2 separate regions of the Mus musculus genome follow, and region 1 is linked to region 2. Evidence: chromatin loops called from intact Hi-C (ENCODE). Cell type or tissue: gastrocnemius. All regions are shown on one strand. Links, peaks and the distances in the headings refer to the core of each region. The heading gives the core; the rest is flanking DNA.

Region 1 (8,000 bases), core at 1-8,000, 61 kb after region 2:
TGTAACAACGCAGTGAAATCTTAGGACTCTAGTTTTCATTCATCTATTGAGCAAACAGTCACCGAGCACAGACTATATGTCAAACACTGTTCTGGAAAACGGGGACACAAAAGTTTCAGACAGTTCTCTCACCCACATGGGATTGGAACTCAAACTGATAAAGGCGGGAAATAAAAAACGTAAGTAAATTGCGTAGAATGCTAACGGAGGTGACTCTCATGGGGAAACAGAAGTGGCTTGGTTAATTTAGCCCAGGTATCCTGGAACAGTATGGGAAAACTGCATAGGTCCTATTAGGTCATCGGGTGGAATACTGAGGAGAGAAGACTATCTGATGCCTTGAAGAAGGAAAAGAGAAATTGACCAGGAGGCTATTCAGAAAAAGAGCACTCCAGTCAACCAAACAAAGGTCATTAGGTGTCCCTGACACTGAGGTAAGAGTGACAAAGAAATGAAGACAGGAAGCTTCTGAACTAAGCAGGTATAAGAATCAAACTTGAGCCTGCACAGTTACTAAGCTGAACGGGAATTCAGGGTCAGACATGAGTTCCAGGTTTCCTGTCAGACATCCACCCATACCTACAGCTGGATGTGCAAAGCTGTAGCCCCAGTTTGGAGACAGGAGTACCGGGTGTATTGAAAACTGCAGGACCACATCCGAACAGGAAGAAGATGGAGCTTGGGCCTTCAGCACAGGAGTTGTAGCAAGGCCTGGGTAGAAGCACAGGGTCCTGAAAAGGGACAGCCTGGGTACCTCTGGCATGGCACACACCAGCACATGGCTCAGGCTCCATGTGGGAAATTCCAGCCCCGTCTTGGTTTGCTCTTTAATTGGCACTGACAGCGTCTGTTGAACTTGCTGGTTGGTGCGAACACTTCTCATAGGCTTAGGACAGTCTCTGAGCTGTGTTCTGGAATGCATTGTCATTTGGGGCAGGAACCCAGAGTGGTCTGAGCTGGATCAACACAGACCAGCCTGAAGCTTAAGTTAGGGCTCGAGTCCAGATCTCTTGAGTCATAGACTAACTACAAGAATACCACACAGAGTGGATTTCCCTCCACACTCCTGTGCTGCGTCTGTGCCTGGGAAGGGCCTGGCTGCCTGATGGTGGTAGATGGTCTGCTGTGTTCCGAGTTGGTGCTTGTCTTGGCCTCAGGAATATCATGAACTCTCGACAGTGGTTATTCAGTGCTGACGATGCCATGCCCAGCGTGTTTATGATCAAAACCAGATTATGATGCCTCCTTAGGACATTGAGTCAGCCAACAGATACTTAAGAGCATGTGTCACATGTGTGCAATGTGGAAGATTGTACAGTGGATAAAACTTATATGCCCAAGCAGCTTAGAGGCCCACATAAGAGACTACCTTCTCCCCAGAGCTGAGAGAAATGAAGAACAGTTGGTAACTGTATATAGCAGCTGACTAGATAAAAATAGCAGTGTGACAACGGGCCAGACAAGAAGGTCTTCAGGCAATGGAGAATGGAGAAGTTACTCTAACAGGACTAGGGTAGGGACATCTCTAGGTGGATGTGCATCCAGAGCTGGCAACCTCAAATTCTGATCCAATTCTTGAATGTCTCTGACTTGGAGGCACTGAAAGTCTATTAAACTCAGTGACATCTGCTACAAGCACATGGGCATGCATTCTCGTTCCCCCCCCTCTCTCTCCCTCCCTCCCTCCCTCCCTCCCTCCCTCCCTCCCTCCCTCCCTCCCTCGGGCCACCAGAAGCAACACACTCCTCTCTGGAATTTTTTGGTATAAAGGACAATTGAGATTTTAAGAGTATGAGAGAGAGAGAGAAAAGAGAGGGGAGAAAGTGTGTGTGTTGTTGAGTCACGTGAAGGACCACGGGTCCCCTCAAGCAGACCTAAGTCTTGCACTTCCATGCCACTCACTGGCTGCCAGGCTCAGGTCAGCAGGGGCAGCTGTTGCCTCTGCGCACTTTGTATCCTCTGGGTGGATATACCACAGTGCACGGTTTATCACTTTTCCATGTAGACTTTTCTCTGACCCTATACCCTAGCTGAGGCTTTGATAGAGTCAAGCTTAGACACTCTTCTGTGGTAAGATTCCCTGCGGACTTTATTTGTAAATTAAGTCAGAAGGCACCACAGGGCTTTCAAGTGGCCTGTGGTGCCAGGAACCAGACCTGCACTAAGAACAGGAACATATTCTTCTTTGATGCTACACTACTGAAGGAAGGAGATCTTTTTAAACTTTTCCTAACAGGACCCCCTCTGGCACATTAAGGTGTCTTAGATGTTTTCCGTGAGTCTGAGCCTAGAGCTGGGTGCCAAGTGACACACTACTGATGTTTAGTTGAAACGCTTCAGCCTTCCCAGGGGAAGAGCAGAGCCCTTGTAGGCTCACAGGAGGCGGCGCTGTGATCTGGCTGGTGGACCATCAGAGGTTCAGCAGTGTCTCTCATGGCAGCCACTTGGGACCCGGAGGGAAGACACTATCAAGCCCACCTAGGTGCTCTGTGGAAGGCTCGTGAAGAACACGGTGGGTTTCTTCAGGATGACCGGGTTTCTCGGGGGCCTTAGGTGTGTCTAAGAATGAAGTGAGTCATTTTAGATCTCTGTGACTACTCAGATGAAGCATATCCTTTTAAAGGTCTAAATTCCAGCCTCTTGGTTGGTACCTTTTGGCATTATTGTAACTTGTGGAAGTGACCCTTTGTGACAGTTGGTGGCCCTCCAGCGCTTGTTTGTATTTGTGCTTATGGCTTTACCCTGGCAGCCACCTGTTGGTCTTGGCTCCATTTTGTCACATAGACATTTTCTTCTTAAATCATGGCTTCACTGTAACATTTTGTGCATGTACATCATACTTCAGTCATGCCCCCCCCCCCACACCACCTTGTCCACCCCACAGTGTATTCCTGGTCGCCTTGGAACTCATGCAGACACCTCCAGAGTGCCAGGATTAAAGGCGCATGCCGCCACACCCTGCCTCCTTTTCTTGGCCTACCCCCACCTTCTACTTTCATGACATGTGTAGGTCTGCCCCAGTAGAGTCTAGATTCCACGTGGAAAAAAATGGGGTCTTTGTATTTCCCTTTATCTGATCCTCAGTACAAGCTCTTTCCCTACAGTGACACGTTTCATTGCTTGTTATATACACATCACTTTTCTTATCCAGTCATACGACGTCACTGCAAACATGGAGGCACAGGAATCTGTTGTCCGCTGACTGCAGCAGTGGAACTGGGTCTTATGTAGCTATTTTCAGTTCTTCTGGGAAACTTGCATCCTGATTTGGTGTCTGCAGTCCTTTATGTTCTCACACAAAGTCTTCCCCCTCCCCTCCCCCCAGTCCTAACCAGCATTTATTTTTTAATGATAGCCATGTGACTGAATTGAGAGAGAATCTCAAAGTAGCTTTGAATTGAGCTTCCCTGGTATCTGGAATGCTGGACCTTGTTTTTTGTCTGTGGTGAAGGTGCATGTTATTTTATAAGAAGAAAAGAGAAGCCAGGGATATGTTTGAAGGTGCGGTATGGTGTGGGGGAAGGGGGTGCCTCTGTGGGCCCATGCTGGGGCATCCCTTTCCCCTGAAGTACCAGCTACAGGAAGGTATAGTACAGAATAGAGCTTATTTAGGGCATGGGAAGGGGAGTTGAGGGACAGGGCTTCGGGGTAAGGGGTAGGGAGTGTGTGTGTGTGTAGATGAGTAGAGGCTGCCATGAGCATGTGGAGAGAGAATGGGGAGGGGAATGAGGAGAGGGGGGAAGAGGGTAAGGGGCAAGAACAAGAGAACCAAACCGGAGATCGAGGAGGGGGCGAGCAGCCCTTTATAGTGTTGCCAGGTAACTGTGGGGCGGAGCCTAGAAGGAATGCCAACAGTGAGCATTTGCAGAGGTATGAGGTAGGACCTTGGGTGTCCTGCTCTGTCACTTTCTAGCTCAGGGTTCCTCATGGAACCTGGAGCGAGGCTGGCAGCCAGCAAGCGGATTCCAAGGGCACAGCAGCAGCCCTAGCTTTTTCCGTGGTTGTTGGGATCCAGACTTGGGTCTTCCTGCTTAAGCAGCAAGCGCTTTTAGTCCCTGAGCTGTCTAGCCAGCCCCTGGTTTTTTGAGAAATATTTGCTCATTTAATGATGACATTATTTGGTAGTTTTGAGTATTTAATCTTATGATGTGGGATTGATCCTCTATCTGACTGGTAACAGGCAGAAATTCTCCCACTCCTGTAGGCTTTCTTTTGCTGCACAAAAGCTTTTTAATTGCAGATAATCCAATTAATCAGTTCTTGCTGCTGGAGTGCTCAGAAAAGTCTGTACTTGGGCCTGTATCTTGAAGTGTTCTTCCCTTCCGGTTTCAGGTCTTATGCTGAGGTCTCTGGTTCCACCCTGAAGTAACTTGTACAGGGGGAGATGAGTGGTAGAGGTGTATTTCATTCTTTTACATGTGGGTGTCCTGGTTTCCTGTGTGTGTTACAGTGGGGGTCTGTCCCTGCATCTCCTACTTAGTCTTTGTCCGTCCAGGTCTAGACGGGACTGGAGGTGGGGCGGGGCTGTGATGCCTCCCTCCAGCACTGCCCTCCCTTCTGGTGTTCTGGGCTGGTTGGGGTCGGTTGTGCATTCATTTGGATTTTAGGATTTCTTTTTTCAGTCTATGAAGAATGCCACTGTAATGTGGATGAGATTCAAGCATCAGTTCTGAGCATTTTCTGGTAGAGGGCTTAGGGTTTTTGTTAAGCCAGCTTTGATACCAGGGTTTAATGGATGGAGAGTCTGCTTTTGGAAAGCTGGTAGCTCCTGGCAGTCTGGCTCTCTTTGGCTCTTTGGGGCCAGAGCTAATGGCTTCTGGCAGTTAAATCTCTTTTACTCTCTGGGCCAGAGCTGATAGCAATTGACTCCTGCTGATAGCAGCAGGGGATTAGAAAAACTTAATTACGTGGGCCATGGAGAAAGAAAAAGAAAAACCCCACACATCAGTGGATGAAGCAAAGGGGCCCCAACTCGCCTTTACTTTTGCTCCCAGCTTTTATACTGTCTCAGACAAAAGTTCTCTATGTAAGAAAAAAATGACCTCATAGAAGTTCAAAGCGATAGTTATATATGCCTTGCTTTGTCATGGTGCCCACCTGTGGCCTCGTCCTTGGGCCTGACCTGGAGCGAATGCTGTCTTTGGTCATTAATTTGTTCCCAGCTTATTTTTCTTCCTCATGCAGTGTGTGCCTGTACCGTACGGAAGCTCACTGGACTCCTTCTCAGCAGCCTTTACTTACATTCTATGAGGAGGGGACACTTTTTATTCTGGATTCTAACTTTATTATATCTTTTTGGCAAAACAACTTAAACCATCTCCCTTATACTTTCTATCAGTTATTCTAATAAGTTCCTAAAATTATCTGAATCAAATCAGGAAGTCTATAAAATCATTAATTCATCTAAACAGCATTAATCCACGAAAGTGGGTCTGCAGGAAATTTGCCCAATGGGGTGGGTTAATACCCAGGAATCAATCATAACCGACTACAGGCAGAAGGGGTCTTTCTTTGCCCAATCACGCCCTGTCAGAACAATGAGGAACACAGCAATGGCAAACAAGAAGGCACATCAAGAGCAAGAGCAATCCTGGGATGCGGGCTCTGGGGTCCACCTATCCTCTCAGCCATTTTCTGTTTGTACCATTTCTTTCTATTGCCTTATTGCGGTAAGACTTCAAACACAATACTGACTAAAATTGTAGTAGACCTTTATCTCTAGCCCCTAACTCTGGATGTAATTTTCCCCCATTTCCTGTGCACGTTAGAGGTTTTTCATATAAACCCTTAGAGATGTGTTATTGTTGTTGTTTAAGATTTATTTATTTTATATGAGTACACTGTAGCTGCCTTCAGACACACCACAAGAGGGCATCAGAACTCATTACAGATGGTTGTGAGCCACCATGTGGTTGCTGGGAATTGAACTCGGGACCTCTAGAAGAACAGTCAGTGCTCTTAACCTCTCAGCCATCTCTCCAGCCCCAGATGCGTTGTTCTTTGAAGTTTAACATGAAAGGATGTTAAAGTTTGTCAAAGGTCTTTTCCATATCGGCTGAGATGGTGTAGATTTTTGTCCCTACATCTTATTTCTCTGTTGTAGTTTACATTTGTTGAACTGTCCTGGCAGCCCTGGAATTAAAACCAAGATGGCCGTGGTGTTGATGTCTTGGGTGTATGACTGTGTTGAGAACTGTGGGTCTGTGGCTTTTGTTCTCGGGCATGTTCTCATATCTGGTTTTGGTATCAGGGTTAGGGTTAGCATTCCTGACTTTTAAAACTGTAACTGTAGTGGTTGTCCCCGCTGTGCTTTGTGCGATAGTTTGAAGAGCATAGTGTTAGTTCACCCCTACAGTGGCCCAGTGATGGGCTCCTTTTGTTGGGAGACGGTCAGTCTCACTGGACATAAGAGAGCTATTTGTTTTTCTCTTCTAGATTTTCCAATCTCCTAGTGACCCTTAAATTTCACTTGCAGCTGTTATTTTTTTTTTCCTTTTGGCTTGGCTTAAGAGTTGTAGGTCTTGTTTTATTACAGAAATACCATTTACAGACTTTACAAACCACACCCACCCTTTAGGTTTAAGATTGGTACACTTTTATGATGGTGAATCAGGCAGGTCTTGATTCAGGCAAGGCTTGGAATGACAAATGACTCATCCACTTGTGAGCTCTGGAACTGACTCCATCCCCTGCATGAGACTGCTGTCCCCAGCTGTCCACACACAGTGCATTGTCCCTGTTAGCCTTTCACTTACAAAGGCCCCAATCCTTGGTCCTTGTTGCTGCTGCCATCTCTTTAGCTACCACACTAGAGCTTAGTCTGGCCATAGACTAAAACCCGCCCTCCCTTACAGCACAGGGCTGTCAGCTGACATTCTACTGGGAATCATGGTTTCCTTTCCCCTTCTTCGTGAGCTGCTTGTACTGGTGAGTGGCCAGGCCTAGGGTAAGGCCACTACCTAAAGTTGTTTCTCTAGTCCTCACTTAGGTTAGACCAGGCAGGAAACCACCTCTAAATTGTTGAAACCCTGTGACTTGTGAACATGCAGCAGTGAGGGCCAGAACAGTGCTGGCCGAGTGGGGTACGTGTGTGCTGGTGTGTGTGCAGGGCGGAGCTCACTGAAAGCCATTTAGACAGCAAAGTGCCATGACACTGGCAGTTTGTTTCTATAGAGGCGTAGACATACACCTCTCCCCTTGGCATGCAGGTCAAACAATGCTTTTCGTGGGTGTAGGTTAAGAGTTAGTCTTAAGGCTCCTGACTTTTGTCTATAACTAGGCTGAGGCCACAAGGTTCTGAGTGAATTACTTTATACCAGTGATTGGCAAGCTCTGTCAAAAGCTAGATCATAATTTGTGTTTTGCAGGCCAGGTGTTCAGAAGGAAGCATGTCTCTGTTCTAATGTGTTCTAATAAAACTTTATTATGTGTTATTATTGGGTTTGGCATGTATGTATACCGTATGCATGCTTGGTACCTATGGAGGTCAGAAGAGGCTGGCTGTCAGGTCCTCTGGACCGGTAGTGAGCTACCGTTGGGTGCTAGAACCAAACCGTGTGCTGTACAAGAGCAATATGCACTCTTCCTGCGGAGCCATCTCTTCAGACCCTTTGTAAAGCCATATTTGGCCTTAGTAAGCCTCTTAACACCAAGAAACAGGAGCAAACTCACTGGTGGAGTCACATGCCACCATACACAAACTGGCTGGAAATACTAGGTAAGCTCTCTTCCCCCTCATCTAGACTCCATACTTAAAAGTGTGCCTGGTAAAGTGACCTTGGCTATTCAGGTCAGGCTTCTATCCAAGACACTAACACTTTTCTATTGTAGAGTGGATGGCCCCGCCCAAAGCCAGCGACCATAAGGGCCCGGCAGATGCTGCAGGTTGCCTAGGCACCAAAGGCTTCACCTGTTTTCTCTTCTGTCCCTCAGGTCTGTTCCTTATCCTCGGCCTGATCCTCTACCCCGCAGGCTGGGGCTGCCAGAAAGCCATAGACTGT
Region 2 (10,116 bases), core at 1,091-9,090:
CTCAAAAGAGAGAGGCCTGTTCACCTCTGTCCTCTCAGGGTCCTGTGAGTGTTACAACCTTGGCAGTGAGCTTAGATCACCCTGGCAGTGAACCAGGGTCCAGTGTAGGTTCTAGTCCAGCCTAGACTGTCCAGTAGGGCCTGCTGCATGCAGAGGGTTTAGGCAGGGCATTCCTACAAATACCATCCTCTCTGTAGAAAAGCCATTGTTTTGGTTTACAGGCTTTGAGAAAGGATGTATTTTTCCTGTGATCTGTCTTGCGCTGCTGACTACCCGAGCATTACTAGGCTCTAGCAACAGCGCTGTGGGGAGGCTTGAACCTTTTAATGAGAATCACAAACACTTGTGAGTCATAAAATGAATGATTCGAGCAGCAACCTTCTCATTGGAAGGCAAGGGCTGGTTTGAAACAGATGGTGTCCTGGGCAGGCAGGGTAAATGTTTGCACCTTATCACACTGCTAATCTTTAAGTATTTGTTCCATATTTATTTAGTGGAGATGGGAGAAGCTGTGTTTTCTATTCATAAAAAAATATTTAACCAGACACAGTAGATCCCTGTAATCCTAGGTAGAGGCAGGAAAAATAACAAGACCAAGGTCATCCTTGACTACAGAGTTACAGGTTAGCCTGGGCTACTGAAGAGCCTGTCTCAAAAATATGTATGTGCATATATGTATAGTATACAGATATAGGTACATATGAATGTTAAATATGCATACATATGAATACACATATACACACACACGTGTGTGTGTGTGTGTGTGTGTGTATGTATGTATGTATGTATGTATGTATACACTTTCTGGGCTTAAATCTCTGCTTATAATTAGACGTGTAACTTTGAGTTCTTGACGTGTCTGGCGCCCTTTCCTGTGTGTTAAAGAGGCTTATGGCACAGAATGTTTGAATTGGGTGTTTATAAACCTTGCTTAGAATTTGGCTAGTGATACCATTTTAGACCTGGGATGCCAGGTGCCTGTGAACCAGGTGATGGGGTCTGGTGGGGGTTGGCAGTGAGGTCTGTGTTTGCTCATATCATCCGGGGAAGATAGGCTCAACAGGAAAATACACTCAGCCCTGTGCCGTGAGTAACCAGGGTTTTCACTCTCTTCAGAGGAACCATCTGTTTCAGTTCCCAGGACCGGGAGCCAGACCACGATGCCGACCATGCAGGGAGTCATGTGAGAACCCAGGCTAGCTAAGGGCCCCACATTTTCCATGTGTTCTGTTGACGGTTCAGTTTCCCCGTTGTGGGATGTCACCCTGGATCACTGCCGGGCTGGCTTGTTTCAGCCTGCTCTGGGGAGAAGCCAGTTCCATTTTGCAGTGCCTTGAGGAGCCAAGTCATGTTTGGCCTTGTGATTGATCTCCTATAAAAGCCCCATAAAACCAGCTCTCTCTGGGTCCTTCATGTTAGTTTTAGTTGTGGATTCATCTGAGACCAGCAGTGCCATCTCGATCAGGTCAGACGGAACTACGGATGTCTGAATTGAGTGTGGTCCCACTTCCTGTTGCCTACATTCTCTCTACACGGTAGCAGGCTTCTCTTGAGAAGGAGGAACAGTTGTAGTTTGAGGCAACTCTGGGCATCAACTCTCCTGAACATAAACCTCCTGCATTGGACACCCATGGGCTGGAGGATGGGCTGGGGGCCATGCAGCTTCGTGCCTGAGGCAGGTTTTGGAGCCTCCTGTACTCCACCTCTGTTCCTGGGGATGGCTTCTTCCTTCTCTGGTTTAGGTAGTTGAGGGAAATAAAGACAGAGGCATGTGTATCAAAACAGTCAACCATTGATTGGTTGACCCCTTTCTGGCTCTCTGACACCAGGTCCTGTGTAGGGTTGCTTGGATATGCAGGCTGAGAACCAATTCTCTCAGGCTTTCGCAGACATTCTTTGGACAAATGTCTCACCTCTCATACCTCCTTGGTAGAGAGGCAAGGTGTCCCTGCTCTGCTCTGCTCTGCTCCCTGCCCTGTGGGAATTGTGGGAAGGCTTCAAAGAGGGCAAGTTCAAGTATGTGGTTAGCATTCAGTGGACTTCTATTGGCAGCCCTTGAGGAAAAAAGTTAAAAAAAAAAAAAAAGACTTTTTGGGCTTGAATCCCTTCTTATAATTAGGTGTGTAACTTTGGCCGGGTTTTTGACACCTTGTCTGGCTTTCCCTGTTGTCTCAGGCTGCTAGGAAGGCAGTGTGGCACAACTGTATGTGTGCCTCGTGGGGTAGAGGGAACTAACGCCTAGTGAATCTTAAGAACTATGCTCATAACTGCAACACAGCACAGGAAGGAGAGGTGCCGTTACTGAAAAGTGCCCACAGTTTAAAGTCCCTTGAGTGGCCGGGCGTGGTGGCAGTGCACACCTTTAATCCCAGCACTCGGGAGGCAGAGGCAGGCGGAATTCTGAGTTCAAGGCCAGCCTGGTCTACAGAGTGAGTTCCAGGACAGCCAGGGCTATACAGAGAAACCCTGTCTCGAAAAACCAAAAAAAAAAAAAAATAATAATAATAAAAATAATAATAAAATAAAGTCTCTTGAGTATGAATCTGGCTTCCTGTGTTGCCTGTGGTACCAGGATATGCTCCCCTGCTCCAGGTACGTTAATCTGGATTGGTGGAGAGTAATCACATGGACCGCTGTCTCTGGAGACGCTACAGGGAGGCTTGGTCTTCCTGGGTTTTCTTCTAGGTTGGAACAGAGTGGACCAGCTGAGTGAAAGCGCTCAGTCTGGTGCTGGCTGCCATGGTAGCCATAGCCCAGACACAGCAGCTGAGCTCTTAAATGGCCAGTGCCACAAAGGCACTGAATTTTTCACTATTCCATTTCCATCATCTAAAAAGCTAACACAGAGAGTTCACTTACTGGGAAACCTTTCAGTGCCTTTAGAACAACTTGGGTGAGCGGGTCTGGCTTCTCAACTGTGAACTTCATGACGAACGTTTCCTTAGCTGGAAAGGTGGTTTCTCGTTGTGTACCTTAGCTGTTCTATGCTCAGTGTTCCAAACTTTCAGCTTCTCAGTGCAGGACTCATTTCCATGACCAATCTGGAAGGAGTTAAAGGGAGTAGAGAAGGGCTTATTTGGTGAGTGTGACAGCTTCCTTCCTTTACTAAGTGTGAATTGAACCAAATATATATATCATTTTTTATGATAACTATAGTCATCTTCATGGTTTGAGGAAGACCATCAAAATCATGAAATACATAGAAGTTTTAAGAGTTCTGATTTCTATTTCTTTTGATTATCTTTTATGTATGGGTTTTTATTTATTTATTTTTATTTTATCCTTTTTTTTTTTTTTTTTTTACTGTGGGTAGGTCTCTGCACTGTACATGTGCCTGGTACCCAGAGAGACTGGAAGTGGGCCTCAGCTCCCCTAGAGCTGGAGTTACAGACATTATTGAGCCATCCTCTGTGCTCTGGGTCTCCATCTGATGATGTGTTCTTGAGGCGATTTTAGCCTCCCCCGTTTGGATTATTTACAGGGATGCTGTGGATGTTAACAAAGGGCAGCAAAGCATGGTTTCACTGTGGTTACTCAATTGATTCATATATTTTATATACACATACACATACATATCACTGTCTGCAGGTATTCAGTATGCAAATGCAAATTTGGCTTTAGATGATACTTTTGCCGCCACACACCTGCCTCCCAAGGTGCTAGAATTACAATCACGCACCAGCACATCCAGTCGTAGATGATGGGCTTTTCCAGTTGCTCTGTGAAGGGAAACCGTGTTAGTTACTTCCCATCATTCTAACCAAACCATGGACAGGACCAACCTACAGGAGCAAAGGCTCCTGACGTCAGTCCAGTGTGACGGGGGGGGGGGGGGGGGTGGGAGACTTGAAAGTGTTCATGTCCCAGAGGTGTGAGGCAGAAGCTGGTCCATAGCATAGAAAACAAGACGGAGGGCAGGCTGGAGCCCAGGTCAGCCATGTCCTTCAGAGGACTGCCTTAGTGAGGTCCTTTCACCCGGTCCTGCCTCCTAATGACACTGTGGCTGTCCAGGTGGTGCTGTCTGTTGAGGACCAGGCACACATGAGCCTGTTAGGGGCTCAGATCCAAACCGTAACAGAAGGAAATAACCAGAATGAGCTGGATGACTCTGCACAGGGGCAACCTAGAAGCATCCTCATGGCGACCGTAAAACATAGGAGTACTTTATAGGAAACGAATGTGTGTGGCCAGATTCTTATTTTGTGGCCACGGACTAGAAAGACACAGTGTGGGGTGGAGGATCTGCATACACTTCTATTTCTTTTTCTTTAAAGAAATCATGTTTTTATACCAAACCACAGTAATCCCATTCACACCACAGAGGGCCATGGCGAGCATCACAAGTTCCTAGATCCCACTCCATAGATCCCCTCTCTGCTCTTTGAAAATTTGTCATGATTTCCTAAGTAAAACTGACTTCTTCTGAATTAAGTATTGATCTCACCTGCATCTCCATTTGAGCCAGTTCCATCACCATGGTAACATTTTTATAATCTTTCGCTCCCTAGGGCTCTATGATGGATAAACCACTCGTCATTCAGTGGTATGTCCAGCACTAGTGTCCCCCAAGCCACAGGCCAGCCACTCACCATGTGTCAGACACTCTAGGAAAAGCTATTCAGGCCAATTGGCAGTCTTGGGTGCATTGTTAGTTTTATCTGATCTTAATGCACGTTACTCTACTTGCCAAAGGCTGCCCGACACCCAACACTTGCAGTCTAACATTAACCCTGCTCAGGCTGTCTCAGCTCTCCGTGTTAGGAATCCAGCATGATTCCTCTGAAAGGGCCGGTTCCCTTGCTGCTTGTGGAACTCAGCGATATGGTCTAGCCTCACCCTGTGTTGCTGGCCCACTAAGGTGAAGTCCGGTCCATTTCCCCGTCTTATTTATGGAGCGCCAGTGGATTAAAAAAGCTGTGTGGTGGTGTTCCCATGGTTTCACAGGCTCCTCACTAATGCATCAGACTCACCAGTTTGGGGTCCTTCACCTCCTCTGTGAGGTATTTTGAAGGCTCCATCTGGACATTAGTAAGCATTTGCGGAGGGAGTATTGCAGAGAAAGTCACATGACCAACCCCCCACACACATGCACTGTTCTCTAGCTACTGTGATTTTTCTGTGTAGGGTGGTGGCATTTTTTTATACCATTTCTACCTCTCAAGGTAAAGATAGATTTAACCTGCCTGAGGGTCACCCGTCAGTGTCCTTTGGTGCCACAGAACATTGAGGTACACTCTTAAAGCCAAACAGCAACCTTGTGTGTCCCTTCCTGGCTTTCCAGATAACCCGTGCATGTGCGGGAGCCGAGTTTCTAAGCGTGTCTCTTCTTTTTAATGTTTTGTTTTGATTTTTAGTTGTGTGTACACGTGTGTGGGAGTGTGCACACGAGGGCAGTGCCCACTGGGATCCACAGAAGAGGATGTCAGAGTCCCTGGAGCTGCAGTTGCATGCACTTGTATGAGGGTGAGGGGACCAAACTCAGGTCCTCTGATGAGCAGAGAGCTTGCCTAACTACCAAGCCACCTCTCCATTCCTGATGTCTCTGTTTCAACAGTCTCTCTGTAACTGTGTTGGATAATTTTTTTGTCAGCTGACACAAGTCATCAGAGAGGGAGAGAACCTCAGTTAAAGTGCTTCCATAGGATGTAGGCAAGGCTGGAGGCCATGCTCTTAATTGGTGATCCCCCACTCTGGGTGGGGATATCCCTGGGCTAGTGGTCCTGGGTTCTATATAAAGCAGACTGAGCAAGCCATGAACAGCAAGCCAGTAAGCAGTACTCCTCTAGAGCCTCTGCCTCAGATCCTGCCTCCAGGGTCCTACCCTGTTGGAGTTCCTGTCCTGACTCCCATCAGTGATGGACTACAGTGTGGAAGAATAAGCCAAATCAAGCCTGTTTCTCCCCATGTTGCTGTTGGCCATGGTGTTTCATCATAGTAATAATAACCTAACCAAGGCAGCCACACAGTTGAGCCTTTGGTCTGCTACAACTATATAATCTGTTACTTTTTTTTTCTTTACATTGTTTCTTCCCATCACAAAAGTTCTTCATTAAAAAAACAAAACAAAACAAAAAACAAACACACACAAAAAAACTATTAGTTTACTATTCCATCCTATAGATTTAAAACAATTTGAACTTCATTTTGACATGTGTAACATTTCTGCCTATATAACCCTTAATTATAAACTTTGAATATCCTTTTTAAAATAGAATTGTTCAGTTATAAAGATGTTTCCAGGAAAGCTAGGCCTTAGTAGTATAAAATAGGGTTTGTTTTAGGATACACTAATCAATAAGACATTGGATAGACGGAGAGAATGCTATTTTGTTTTCATTTTTGCATGTGTCTGTTTTCAATAAACCATGTTCTAAATAGGCAGCAGCTATGTCTGGCCCATACGCCATACTTAGCAACAGATGGAAGGGAGGTGGGGATGCTGGAGAGGAGAGATGGTGGCCACCATTAATGTGGCTCCCCTTCCTGCACCTGGCTTCCTGGGTTACAGTTTCCATCCTCTTGCAAACTTTTTTTTTTTTTAATGAAGTTGATGTTTTGTTTGTTTTTCGTGAACAATTATTTTTTAATGAAGTTGATGTTTTGTTTGTTTTTCATGAACGATTAACAACTTCTCTTTTGTAAATGGTGTTTTTTCAGCCATGTGCTGTGGTCGTGTATGGTAGTGACAACTGTTGCATGACCTCGTCACATTTTCCTAGAACGTATAGCTTGGCTTGTGTTACCTGCTCGGTAATTGTTAATTGCATATAAAATTATCCTATATTTGGAGCACTTGTGTGGACAGGATAAAGAGACCAGAGTATAGAAGTTCTTGGTTGTAGCTGCTAGCATTTGGAAGGTCAGCCCGACCCAGGAAACACCCTTGTCCTGTCCCATCTCACAGACCCCAACCCCCCTGTCATCTGCCCTATATTTATAGCTTCTTCTGTTTCTAGGGCAGATGGGATGTAACTGAACAAATATCACATGTTATCTCTCTATAAGGAAGTGTTCATAGACGCTCTAAGCACTTACCTGCTTTCCGCCGGATGTCTGTCTTCAGTCTGCTTGGGTAGTTAATTCCCTTACCCCTTCCTTACTCATTGTTTCTAGGTAGTTATGTCCCATTCTTTCTGTGGTCACTTCCACTCTCTGATGTAGCCCACCCTGTGGCTGCCAACTACAGACTGGCTCTTCCCACACCAAATCTCTCTTCTGGACTCCAGACCTAGAAAGCCAACTGTCTGTCTGTCTGTCTGTCTGTGCTCCCAGTGTCCCACTGCCCCTTCTAATGCCCATGCCCTCAAATGCACTTTCTCCTTTCTACCTGTAATCCCATTACTCCAGCCCGCTTCGTTTCCAGAATGAATGAGTGAAAGTATGTTTTCCTAACTAAATGCATTCTAACAAAACGGGTAAATCAGATGTCATCAACACACATCAAAGTTGGAAATTTGCAAGGTGTGCTGTTTCAGTGGAATCTATGAATTTGTTGTGTGTGTATGCGTGCACATGGAAGACAGGTTGATGTTGGGCATCTCCCTAATCTTTCTCTACTTTTTTTTTTTTTTTTTTTTGAGACAGGGTTTCTCATTAAGCTCACTGATTCACTGATTTGGGTACACGTAATGACTGATGCTCTTCACGGGTTCTCTGTCTATGTTTCCTCATTGCTAGGCTTATAGGCACACTATGACACAGCCAGCTTTATATTTGCGCACTGGGAATCAGATCAGCTCAGACTCAGGTCTTCATACTGAGTGGCAAGTACTTCAGAGACTGAATCACCCTGCCCCGGGCCCAATTTACAAAATCTTTATATAAAACAAATCCTCAATCACTAGTTTACCATTTATAGAAACTTGAATTTTTTTTTAAAGCAACTTGCTTAGTTTAAAACAGAAAACACCCTGAATTCTATCTGGTGTACATTAGTGAGGAAAGAGTCCCTCACAGCATTTTCTGATTAGGGCTTTTGCCTTGAGGCCTTAACATTTTTTCTTTGGGCCTTAATTATTTCCATATTCCAGTATGTATTGTTTTGGTCATATTGGAATTATCCCTTATTAGCTGGTTTTTTTTCAATTTACCTCCCAGGGATCTCAGGCAAGAAATACAAATATTTTCATAAGATTCTTTGAGGGAGTAAAATTAATAGTTTTGAGAATGAAAATATGGTGACCTGTCTCCTAAGGATTGGAAGACTTTATTAAGATAGCAAGATATTCTTCCCCAGGGTAAAGGTTTTTGTATTTTTTTCAAAGGGCTTAATGGAAATATGGAAAGAGTAAGCGGGAATTTAATACCATGAAGTTGTAAACAGCCCCTGAAATTCAGTCTGTTTTAGAACACACATAACAAGTTCATTCTCAGAGATTTGAGACGTCTCCGCTCTCTTCCCAAGGCTGTCAGAATCATTGTAACAGTGACACAGAAAGGTCCCTGTGTGGGGACACGGCATGGCAGTTTCCATGAATGGGACTATTTTCTGTGCCTCAAAGTGGGTGGGCATCCTGTAGGGTGCCTTCTTGAGTTCCTTAATTCAAAGTCTACTTGTCCTGAAGTGAGGAAGGACGCTGCAGGGAGACTCAGCCATTCCCAAATGATTGTGCCTCCGTAGCACAAGGGACCCAGCAGAGACGCACACAGAGAACCTCTGGAGGGACAGGGCTCATTGGGGGGTTGGGTGTTTCCTCAGTCCTAATCAGCCTTCAGAGATATAATGAGACCCACACGGAAATTACAACATTTTCCCAAGTACTCAGATCAGGAAGAAAACAAAAATCTGTCGGAAATGTGTGGCCGGCCAAGTCTGAACACAGACTTGATTAGTTGGGGGCTTTCCTAGGGAAGCAGAGAAGGTAGAGTCCAGTGCTGTGAGCGTGTCTCCACAGAGATCCTCTGTGCCATATTTTTTCTGTTCCTTGCTGTTACACTAATGTGAAGGCTTTTCAGATGCATCTTAATGTAGACGGTGTCTCCCAGTAGCCTGTCTGGCTGATTCCTTCCTGTCATTTAGAGGATAAAGGTAAGACTGAGGGTGGAGAAATCTAGTCATTTTAGCCTGATGTGTGACCCTGGGGCTATGTCCTTGTCCTTAAAGACCTCCTGGTTTAGCCCAGGGCTGGTGAGCTGGGGTGTCACTGTGGCAAACGGATCACCATGGAGACATACGAGGGAAGAATGAACTCCCCCCAGCTGAGGAAGGCATCCCAGACCTGTGACAAACAAATTGGGCTGTGAAGATTTTGCCAGAGGATGGCAGGCAGAGATAAGCATAGGCAGATGAAGAGGGGTGGGAGCTCTGAGTGTGATCAGGAAGCAGTGGTTTGGAGAGACTTGGACAGGAGGTGTAGTGAGGCAGGTGAAGTCAGTTGTGACTGTCCTGAGTACCATGTGCCTGCTCCACCCTCTCCCCTGTGCACATACATGTCTGTGTAAATATGTGTACTGCTGACGCCTGAACTGTTGACTGATAGCAAAGTCTCCGGCAAACATTCCGCTACTGCTGGGACAGCTTAGGTCCATGGTGGTGATGGTGCTTAGCATGTCCGTGTGGGGTTTCTGGGAAAGCTTTGGGTGTGAGACTCAGGCTTTGTAACTGGTGGTTGGTGAGTGATCTGTGTGGCTGTGGGTGCTTCCTTGAAGGCATGACCATGAAGGTGGTCAATATTACATATGAACTATCATAGTGTCCATTTTCCGTGTGATTTCTATCTCTCCAAGTCTCAGCTGTTTGGTATTTTGTTAGTATTCATCTATATTTAAAGATCTACATTTAAAAAAATTCATGTGTATGTATATCTCCTTGCATGAGTTTATACATACCAAAGCGTAAAAGGACTGGAGGAAGCTGTTAGGGCCCATGAGACTGGAATTACAAGCTGCCGTGAACCACCTGATACAGGTGCTAGGAACCGAACCGGAGTCCTCTGCAAGAGCAGTGCTCTGTGCACTTTTAATGGCAGAGCCATCTCTCCAGCCCCACATTTAGCTATGTTTAATAGCACATAGGATTAACTGCTGATTTTTCTTAATTCCTTGACAGTAGCTGCCTCTCACTCACGCTGGATGTCGGGCCATTGGCCATGCTCTTAGAATCTCATAGGCATGGAC

Evidence for each region. Hi-C counts contacts between places; a loop is a spot of excess contacts. Peaks named below come from ENCODE experiments on the same cell type or tissue, not always from the same donor. Only the 100,000 strongest peaks of a DNase experiment are listed, where the experiment ranks them.
Region 1: a loop joins it to region 2, with 1.8 times the contacts of the local background. A loop is called at or near these places in 4 of 42 quality-filtered maps.

The regions. Positions count from the first base shown.
Region 1 is chr13:94,183,916-94,191,915 of GRCm38, forward strand. It overlaps Lhfpl2 (lipoma HMGIC fusion partner-like 2), which reads left to right. Exons shown (of 4, transcript NM_172589.2): 4 at 7,933-8,000. It overlaps LOC115488151 (a long non-coding RNA gene), which reads left to right. Exons shown (of 2, transcript XR_003950582.1): 2 at 1-5,687. Among named protein-coding and RNA genes, the nearest start is that of Scamp1, 97 kb to the right of the region's middle. In gastrocnemius, for the core only: no CTCF peak of the experiment used is centred there; DNase peaks (open chromatin) are centred at 4,539 and 4,806; H3K27ac peaks cover 2,369 bases.
Region 2 is chr13:94,121,906-94,132,021 of GRCm38, forward strand. All of the region lies in intron 2 of Lhfpl2 (lipoma HMGIC fusion partner-like 2), which reads left to right. Among named protein-coding and RNA genes, the nearest start is that of Lhfpl2, 69 kb to the left of the region's middle. In gastrocnemius, for the core only: no CTCF peak of the experiment used is centred there; a DNase peak (open chromatin) is centred at 1,242; H3K27ac peaks cover 273 bases.